Linked DNA regions of Homo sapiens: region 2 is linked to region 1. Evidence: read pairs that join two places in POLR2A ChIA-PET (ENCODE). Cell type or tissue: K562. All regions are shown on one strand.

What was found. ChIA-PET counts read pairs that join two places held together with the same protein. Peaks named below come from ENCODE experiments on the same cell type or tissue, not always from the same donor. Only the 100,000 strongest peaks of a DNase experiment are listed, where the experiment ranks them.
Region 2: POLR2A ChIA-PET joins it to region 1 with 6 read pairs; 4 of 35 experiments call an interaction of 5 or more read pairs at or near these places.

Annotation. Positions count from the first base shown.
Region 1 is chr2:172,081,698-172,086,697 of GRCh38, forward strand. METAP1D (methionyl aminopeptidase type 1D, mitochondrial) reads left to right here. Exons shown (of 10, transcript NM_199227.3): 10 at 1-733. DLX1 (distal-less homeobox 1) reads left to right here and starts at 3,810. Exons shown (of 3, transcript NM_178120.5): 1 at 3,810-4,293; 2 at 4,957-5,000. The coding sequence starts at 3,981. RefSeq lists enhancers at 2,230-2,843, 2,844-3,455, 3,456-4,069, 3,919-4,038, 4,070-4,681 and a silencer at 3,529-3,638. In K562, CTCF peaks have their summits at 2,688 and 2,896; DNase peaks (open chromatin) are centred at 2,724, 3,074, 3,704 and 4,184; H3K4me3 peaks cover 2,370 bases.
Region 2 is chr2:171,948,494-171,953,493 of GRCh38, forward strand. HAT1 (histone acetyltransferase 1) reads left to right here. Exons shown (of 11, transcript NM_003642.4): 4 at 4,388-4,508. Among named protein-coding and RNA genes, the nearest start is that of HAT1, 29 kb to the left of the region's middle. In K562, no CTCF peak of the experiment used is centred here; no DNase peak of the experiment used is centred here.

The DNA.
Region 1 (5,000 bases):
TAATGGTTGTGCTAACTCTTGTTTCTACTGAAGCGGGTTTTGCAAAGCTGACATCCCTTAAAGATAACTTGGGCTTTCGGAAGCGGCAAGGAAATGGCACCTGTAGTTGCCAGGACAGGTGGTGTCCTCGGCCAGGACTAAGAGCCAGCTCATCTTTGTAACATTCATAATACGGGAAACTGAGGACCAGGTGGCTCGGAAAAGAGATGAGTTCCAGCTTTTACCTAACACAGGGTTCTCTCGTCGTCCCCCAACCCCTCCAGCTCGGCTTCTTTGTGTCCAGGGTTGTAGATTTTTGGATAGAGGTGTTTCTGATTCTAGTGAGTCTGAGAACTGGAAAAGACCAAGGAGGGGTTGATGATTTACAAGGTCCATAGAAAAACTTTTTGTGTGGTCGGAAGTTGGCCAAGCAGAGGCCCACAGCCTGATGCTACTGCCCCCCACCCCCCCAAAGATCTGAATTCCCTAAAGATCAAGAGGGTTCAGCTGGCCTTGGGAGATGTTTGCTGGAGAATGACTTCAGTTTTCTCCTAAGGCAATCAGATTGCAACCATTAGCATTGTATCTTATCTGCAAATCAGTTTACTCCGAGGTTCCCCAAGGATAGTTTTATTAGGACCACAGGACTTTACTAACCACTGAGGTAACACGCTGCTTGTGCAGCAATTATTTTGAGGTGGAGGTATTTATGGGACAAGTTTATAATTCCATTTATTAAAGGGACTAACCTAAAGTGTGTGGGTGTATATATATATGTGTGTATGTGTGTACCAACACTCAGCAGCTCCCTAAAGAACTCCCTTTAACATGCTTTGAAGTTGAGATTAGGAAGTAGATTTAAAAATACCTCGTCCACGCCTTCCTGTCCCTCTTCCAGCTGAACTGGCCGAAAACCTCACCCAGAGCCACTGGGATTCCAGCCAAGAGTGGCTGCGGCTAACACCACCAGGACCTCCTGGTCCTGAGGTGACTCCAGTAGGCTCCATGAGGAATCCCGGACCCTCAGGACAAATGGGAGAGTTTTGTTTTCTCTCAGAGTGAGGGCAGGCAACAATTTAAGCAAACCGGCATTCAGAACAGGTGTCACCTTAGCAGTAGGGGGTGGGAGGGATCCACTCCAAGTTCACTGAGTGCAGCTAAGATCCCACATTGAGAAACCAGCTACCGCCAGCGGCTCGGCATCAGAGGGCCCGCGCTCAGTGCTCCTCCCTAGACCTTTCTGAGCTAAGAAATAATTCCGGAGTGTAGCCATCTCTTGCTCACACACAACCCGCTTCTAAATTAAGCAAGGCTCTGAAACAGTATCCCGAGGGGCTCATGCCGGACTTTTGTTCCAAGAAGGCAACCAGGTCCCCTGTGCTACCGCAAAAGTCTTTGATCCTTTTCCAGCTGTGGACACAGAGCACCCAAGAGACTGTCGCGATGTGCGGCCGTCTCTCCCCTTCCCCCACCTTGCAAGTCTCTGGAATACACTGTCCCTAGGCGGCCCGGCCGTCGGGTTTCCTCACGCCTTGCCCTGAGCTCCGGGAATTACCAATTCCGCTTTCCCCGGTCCCAACCCCGACCCCGCGCCCGCCGCGGCGATCACTTACTTGGGCAAGGCCCTCAGGGCACGCGCGAGAGACCTGGGGCCCGGCAGTATCCGAGCGACTGTGCTGGGCACACGGCGTGGCACTCCATACCCTAAAACAGGCACTAGGAAGGAGCAATTAAAACCACAAGTGCGACACAGAAATCAGGACGAGCCGAGCGGCTCCCGGAGTTGCCTGGTGGCGGAATCATTAGCTGGCTGTTGCTACAAAGCCTCACCGTGTGGTTCGGTGATTAAGAAAAAAAAAATCTTTTAAACGTTGGCAAACCCGTTATTGGTTTGGCGTATTGGGTTTTTTTTGCTTTTGCTTTTCTTTTTGCTCCAACCACTCTGCCTGAAATATTTCTGCCCCCAGCATTGTGCCCTTAAACCAAAGGAGAGGAATTCTGCGGGCAGCAGCAGCTGGTACAGAAGTTAAAAAAAAAGAGAAACCCCCTCTACTAATATCTGTAACGACAGCACCGATGTAATTTGTTTTGAATGTTCATTTTTATTGGTGTTCCCTCTGCCAAAATGTGCTTGATTACAGAGGTTTGTCCTGTGATCATTGCACACTCCAGACAGGGGAAGGTGCAGCGATGAAGGTTCAGCTCAGGCCAGATCAAATCCCGGGCTGTTTAACGCTGAAAGGCTGCATGTTGCTATTAGTGTTAAATATATGGCTAATTATGCGTATGAAAATTAAACATCAGTGTTATGCTAATGGGGCGCCTTCAGCTGCGGATCTGAGCACTTGAGACTACCATTTAATCAAATGAATCAGTAACTAATACATCTGCACGTGTGAACTTTCACAAGATCATTTCCCCGTTCCCGTCACACCGCTAAATTATGAAAGAAATAATTATCAACACTTTCTAATTACCTAACAAAGTAATTTGGGATTCACCGTGGGGCTGGCGGGATGGGGAACCAACATCCACTTACAGCCAGGGTGGTGTACGCCACACCGCGAGGGACTGGCTGTATTGGTAGTAGTGGCGATGGGGTGGGGGCTCTTGTGCACTTTTTTGTACCTAGCACCCCAGAAGACAGAAGGAGCAGCGGCAGATCTTGCCTCCACTAGCCCTGCCCCCTAGGCCTGGTGGCGCGCGCTTTGGCCACTGGAGGTGAGGAAGATCCTGGGTGGCAACGAGAGACGTCTACACATAGATAAGGGAGCCTACCACAGGCCTGGGTTTGCTGCGGGTTTCGGTGTCCCCCAGGGACTCCTAAACTCTGGAAGTCGCGCTAGACCTCAGGAGGCCGGAAAATGACCACCTGGCGTCGGTGGCTCCAGCAGATCTGAGCCCCTAGGCCCCCTGGGCTCCACGCTGAGCCGCGCTCTCGGGGCGAGTGAGCCCGGGGCTCTCCGCGCATGGGGAGTGGAGAAGGGAGGGGGAGGAGGAGGAAGGCTGGGAGGGAAAGAGGATGTGTGTGTTGGGGGAGGGGGCGGTGCAGCCGCCTTTCCTGGGAGGAGAAGCGCGGGTTCCTGGCTCTCCACGCGCACTGCTTTAATCAGACCCGTGCAGCCTCGAGCTGGAGTGGCCAGCTGGGCCTGGAGCAATGCGAGCGGGCCCCAGGGAGCGACAGCGGCGTTGGCGCAGCGGCCGAGTGAGTGAGTTCGCAGGGAGGGCCCCTAAGCCCCGACTCCAGGGATGCGGCAGAGCGTACCGGGGAGGCGCGGCCGGATAGGCGCTGCGCTAGGCACAAGGCTCTTAGGAGAACCTCTGTCTGTTGGCCGCCTCGGGCGCCCCCAGTGCGCGACTCCGCGCTCCAGAGGCAGAGGTCAGTCTCCTCCTGAGCCGCCCTAGCTCTGCGCCGAACTGAGTGGCAGCGACGAGAAGCGGTCCCGGGTGTCCGGTGTTAGGGACCGCTGAAGGGTGGGGACAGTGGTAGGGGGGCGGCGGCGCGGAGCCGCTGGTTGGTTCCTGGGGAGGAAAGCGCGCGAGGGAGGCGGGAGGCCGATGAGCCGCGGGCCGCAGGGGCCCCGGCGCAGACGCCGCAGCCCATTGTGCTTCCTGCCCGGCGCGCTCTGTTGCAGAGGAGCCCCGGCCGGGAAGTGTGGATGCGTCTTACCCGAGGCCGGGCCGCCTCGCCCGCTCTAGTCCAGCGGAGCCCGAGCGCCTCGGACCAATCCCCAGTGATTATGCAAGACAGCGGACCAATCAGCTCCGCCAGCTCATGAATATTTATGACCTTCGCTGAGTCAAAGCTTTGAACCGAGTTTGGGGAGCTCAGCAGCATCATGCTTAGACTTTTCAAAGAGACAAACTCCATTTTCTTATGAATGGAAAGTGAAAACCCCTGTTCCGCTTAAATTGGGTTCCTTCCTGTCCTGAGAAACATAGAGACCCCCAAAAGGGAAGCAGAGGAGAGAAAGTCCCACACCCAGACCCCGCGAGAAGAGATGACCATGACCACCATGCCAGAAAGTCTCAACAGCCCCGTGTCGGGCAAGGCGGTGTTTATGGAGTTTGGGCCGCCCAACCAGCAAATGTCTCCTTCTCCCATGTCCCACGGGCACTACTCCATGCACTGTTTACACTCGGCGGGCCATTCGCAGCCCGACGGCGCCTACAGCTCAGCCTCGTCCTTCTCCCGACCGCTGGGCTACCCCTACGTCAACTCGGTCAGCAGCCACGCATCCAGCCCCTACATCAGTTCGGTGCAGTCCTACCCGGGCAGCGCCAGCCTCGCCCAGAGCCGCCTGGAGGACCCAGGTACGTGCGCTTGCCAGGGAGAGGGAGAGGAGGAGGTACAAGGGAGAGAGGGAAAGAAGGAGCGGGGGAGAAGAGGAGAGGGAGAGAGAGAGAAAGAGAAGAGAGGAGAGCGAGGTGGGGTGGGGGTGGGGAGGGCGCGGGAGCAGTGGAGGTTTCGAATATCAATCTATAGATCCTTGTCACAGCAAATAAATTTTTTTAAAAATTCCCTCAATTTGCAACTATCCAGCCAAGGATAAATCCCAGAGCGTCTCCTGGCACTGGCTGGGCCTCTGGGCGGCTCGGTGTGCAGAGCACACAATGCCCCGCTGGAAAACAGAAACCCACATGTGCACGTATTAGTCTCGGTAATTATTTATTGCGTAGCGCTATAAACAATGTATGCAATTAAGGGTAATTAAACCTCAACTACCGCCTGCAAAAATAGCAAACTTTCCCTGCAAAGGCAGGAGCTGAGCTCCTGGGAACGGCTCTATCCCTCCTGCAGCGTCCCGGGACAGGCCCTCGGATTTTGGGGGACCCTTCCCTGGCTTTCAGAGTTTCTTGAACGTTCTCTCCCTGGTGCTGCCTCCGCCACCCTTCGGTAGCCACTCGCTCTCGGCTGTTCGCACTAAAGGCGGCCCCTCGTATTAACAACGGGCCCTACTTCTGCTGTCCCTCCAGGGGCGGACTCGGAGAAGAGCACGGTGGTGGAAGGCGGTGAAGTG
Region 2 (5,000 bases), 130 kb before region 1:
GATTGCAGGCGTGAGCTACCATGCCCGGCCTGATACAGTACTATCTTCTGATATACAGCTCATGTTTCAGATTTTGTCAGTTGATTTCTAGTAATTCCTTTATAGCAATTTTCTCCAATCCTGGATCCAATACAGAATCATATTGTATTTCGTTGCCATATCTCTTCATTCTTCTTTAATCTGAAACAGATCCTCAGCATTTGTTTTTTCCTAACAGACATTTTTGTAGGGTATAGGCTAATTTTGTAGAACTGTTATATTGGATTAATTTGATTGGTTTATTTGTGATTAAACTCAGATAATGCATATTTTTGCTGTGCCATTACAGAAATGGTATTGTGTCCTCAGTGTATCACATCAGGAAGTCCGTGATGTCAGTTTGTCCCTTGTTGGTTAAGTTAACTTGGGTCACTTGGTTTAGAGGTGGCTGCTAGGTTTTTCCACTATAAAGTTAGTGTTTTTTCCTTTGTAATTTATAAGTAGTTTGTAGGGAGATACTGTGAGACCGAAAATATCCTGTTTTCCTCAAGCTTTCACCCAGAAGCATCCATTAATGATTCTTGCTTGAATCAGTATTTTACTATGATGATTGTAAAATGGTAATTTTGTAACTCTTTTGTACCTTTTTCATTTATTAGTTGGGCATGCTACTATAAGAAAGAGCTCTTCTTCTTCTTCTTATTTATTTCTTTATTTATATCAAACTCAGGGATGCTTTTTTTTGTTTTTGTTTTTTGAGACAGGGTCTTGCTCTGTCACCCAGGCTGAAGTGCAGTGGTGCGATCACAGCTCACTGCAGCCTTGAATTCCCAGGCTCAAGCAGATCTTCCCACCTCAGCCTCCTGAGGAGCTGGGACTATAGGCGTGTACCACCATACCCAGCTAATTTTTAAAAATTTTTTGGCCGGGTGCAGTGGTTTAGACCTGTAATCCCAAAACTTTGGGAGGCCGAGGCGGGAGGTTTGCCTGAGCCAGGAGTTTGCGACCAGCCTGGGCAACATGGTGAAACCACGTCTCTACTAAAATACAAAATTAGCCAGGCTTGCTGGCGTATCCTGTAGTCCCAGCTACTTGGGAAGCTGAGGCAGGAGAATTGCCTGAACCTGGGAGGCAGAGGTTGCAGTGAGCTGAGATTGCGCCACTGCACTCCAGCCTGGGCAACAGAGTGAGACTCTGTCTCAAAAAAAAAAAAAAAATTTTTTTTTAAGAGATGGGGGTCTTCCTATGTTGACCAGGCTGGTCTTGAACTCCTGGGCTCAAGTGATCCTCCAAGTGCTGGGATTACAGGCGTGAACCACCGCACCTGGCTAAGGAGTCTTTTACAATTCAGTGGGCTATGTACAATCTGTTACTGCTACTAATTTTGATGCTCAAATTATCCCAGATTTGGCAAGTGGCCACCCTTTCAGACACTTTTGAGTCTTTCTGATATGTCCTTATAATTTTGGTGATACTTTACTTTCTCACACAACAAGATGTTTCCAGATTCATCTGGTACTTTCCCTGTTAGTTCTGGAGTCAGTCAGTCTCCCATGGAACCCCTGGTTTGTTGTAGTAGGAAAGGGTATTTAGACATAGTGGACATTTAAATATTTCCCTTCATGTCTTTTTTCCCCCCATGCATTATTTTAACATCATTGACATATTTCTTTAATGTGTGGGGGTTTTGGGTTTTTTTGTTTGTTTGTTTTTTGAGACGGAGTCTTGCTCTGTTGCCCAGGCTGGAATGCAGTGGCATGATCTTCTTGGCTCATTGCATCCTCTGCCGCCTCCCAGTTCAAGCGATTCTCATGCCTCAGCCTCCCGAGTAGCTGGGACTACAGGTGTGTGCCACCACACCCAGCTAATTTTTTTTTTTTGTAATTTTAGTAGAGGCGGGGTTTTGGCATATTGGCCAGGCTGGTCCCGAACTCTGGAGCTTAGACAGTCTGCCTGCCTCAGCCTCCCAAAGTCCTAGAATTACAGGCGTGAGCCACTGTACCCAGCCATATTTAATGTGTGGCTTTTTTTGTTGTTTGCTTGTTTTTTGAGATGGAGTCTCACTCTGTTGCCCAGGCTGGAATGCAGTGGTGCAATCTTGGCTCACTGCAACCTCCGCCTCTCAGGTTCAAGCGATTCTCCTGCCTCAGCTTCTCGAGTAGGTGGGACTATAGACACGTGCTATCCCACCCAGCTAATTTTTGTATTTTTAGTAGAGACGGGGTTTCACCCTGTTGGCCAGGCTGGTCTTGAACTCCTGACCTCAGGTGATCCACCTGCCTCAGCCTCCCAAAGTGCTGGCATTACAGGCGTTAGCCACTGTGCCCAGCCTTAATGTGTGTTTTGTTTTGAGACGTAGTTTCGCTCTTGTTGCCCAGGCTGGAGTGCAATGAATGGTGCGATCTCGGCTCACTGCAAGCTGCGCCTCCTGGGTTCAAGTGATGCTCCTGCCTCAGCCTCCCGAGTCGCTGGGGTTACAGGCGCCTGCCACCATGCCCAGCTAATTTTTGTTATTTTTGGTAGAGATGGGGTTTTGCCGTGTTGGCCAGGCTGGTGTCGAACTCCTAACCTCAGATGATCCACCCACCTCGGCCTCCCGAAGTGCTGGGATTACAGGCGTGAGCCACTGCACCAGGCCCTTATTGTGTTTTTAAGTCAACAAATGTCTCTTCCTGCAACGAATTTCCTGTGAATTTTTCATTATTGATGTATCAGATTAGGCATTTTATGTGCTTTCACATATTAATAATTGTATCTTATTATACATAGATTAATGCCAAAATTTCAGCCTTTCATATTTTAAATAGGTTTTACTTTATTATAAAAATAAGAATATTTTCTCTTTGGAGTTCTATCTCTAAAGAGACATTGTTTTATTCTCTACTTTTTACTACTTTAAAAAATCTGTGTAATATCTTAGTAGATAAGATCTAGTTTTACAGATAGTGCTTCTTTTTAATTTTTTGAGACGGAGTCTTGCTCTGTTGCCCAGGCTGAAGTGCAGTGGCGCAATCTCAGCTCACTGCAGTCTCCACCTCCTGGGTTCAATCTATTCTCCTGCCTCAGCCTCTTGAGTAGCTGGGATTACAGGCACCCACCACCACACCTGCCTATTTTTTTTTTTTTTTTTTTGTAGTTTTAGTAGAAACGTGGTTTCACCATGTTGGCAGGCAGGTCTTGAACTCCTGACTTCCAGTGATCCCCCCCCGCCTCAGCATCCCAAAGTGCTGGGATTACTGGTGTGAGCCACCGTGCCCAGACCAGTTAGTGCTTCTTAATGGCATTTTGCACACTGTTTTGCGTAATATCACTGAAAGTGGGGTGCTTGTATACCACTCTTCTAAGATGGGTAGGGGACAGTAACATAATAGTGATATCCCTGAACTGTATGACCCAAGCATGATAATTGGTCTTGATCCTAGTATCATTGCCACTCCTTTCTTCTTCACATAACTTTCAGAGTTGCTGGAATGGACAGTGCTCCGTATTTTCGTAGCCTAGACAGAAATTTGGAAATGACACTGCTTCTTTCAAACACTTTTCTTTCACAATTCACTTTCTAAAAAAATCAGAATACAGCTTTATTGAGATATATACTGTGCAATTCATTTATTTAAAGTGTACAATTCAGTGGTTTTTAATGTATTCAGAGTTGTGCAAACACAGTCAATTTTGGAACATTGTCATTACTTCCATCAAAAACCCTAAAATGCATTAATAGTCACTTTACCCTGACCCCTAGTCTTAGGCAGTCACTAATTTACTTTCTGTCTCTATAGATTTACCTATTTTGGATAATTTAGAGTTCACTTTTTAGAAGACTCTTTTAAGCTGGAAAAAGGAATATTAAGGCATAAATGTGATAGCAGGGAGCAGGGGTGGAAGAATTAGCAGCAGTTCCATATCTGCCTTTTGAGTTCATAGAGCAGTTTACATGTAGTAAGGCAGGTGCTATTGCTGCAGCTCTGGATTTTGGTGATTCAGTAAGCAGTAAGTTGGAGGGACTGGTCCAAGGCTTGGTAGCTGCTTGCCTAGCCAGGTCCTAATTTAACACTACTTCTCTCATTTGAAATGCCTTCTAATACTGGTAATGGTAGCAGCAGCAGCAACAGTAGCAATAGTATTAAATGTCTGACATTTAGTGAGTACTTATACAATGTGCCAGTTTTATAAGTAGTTTACATGTATTAACTTATTTAACCCAAACAACATTCCTGACTTAGGCAACATTCCTGAGTTATTCTATTTTATAGATGAAAACTGAAGCACATTTTATTGTAGATTTTTTTTTTAAGTATAGTTTAAAATCTTGAAACTACCCATGAAGTTAAACTTGTTTATATGTAGGGTTAATACTTTTTAATGACTGCAAAAATTCATTCCATTATTGCTATTTTTTCCATTTCAGTGAAACTGCTTTTGGTTACAAGGGTCTAAAGATCCTGTTATACTATATTGCTGGTAGCCTGTCAACAATGTTCCGTGTTGAATATGCATCTAAAGTTGATGAGAACTTTGACTGTGTAGAGGTAAGAACAGAAATACTTTTTAAACTGTTTTCCAATTTAATTTATTTTAAAATAGGTTTTAGGCCAGGTGCGGTGGCTCACACCTGTAACCCCAGCAGTTTGGGGGACCAAGGGGGGCAGATCTTTTGATCTTAGGAGTTCGAGACCAGCCTGGCCAACATAGTGAGAGCCCATTTCTCAAAAAAACCACAAAAATTAGTGGGGCGTGGTGGCATGTGTCTGTAATTCCAGCTACTCAGGAGGCTGAGGTCAGAGGATGGCTTGAGCCCAGGAGGCAGAGGCTACAGTCAGCTGAGATCATGCCACTGTACTACAGCCTGGATGACAGAGCTAGACCCTGTCTCAAAAACAAAACAAACAAACAATAAACAAATAGTTTCTAAAAATTAAAGGTTTGGGCTGGGTGCAGTGGCTTGTGCCTATAATGCCAGTGCTTTTGGAGGCTGAAGTGGGAGGATCTCAAGCCCAGGAGTTGGAAACCAGCCTGGACAA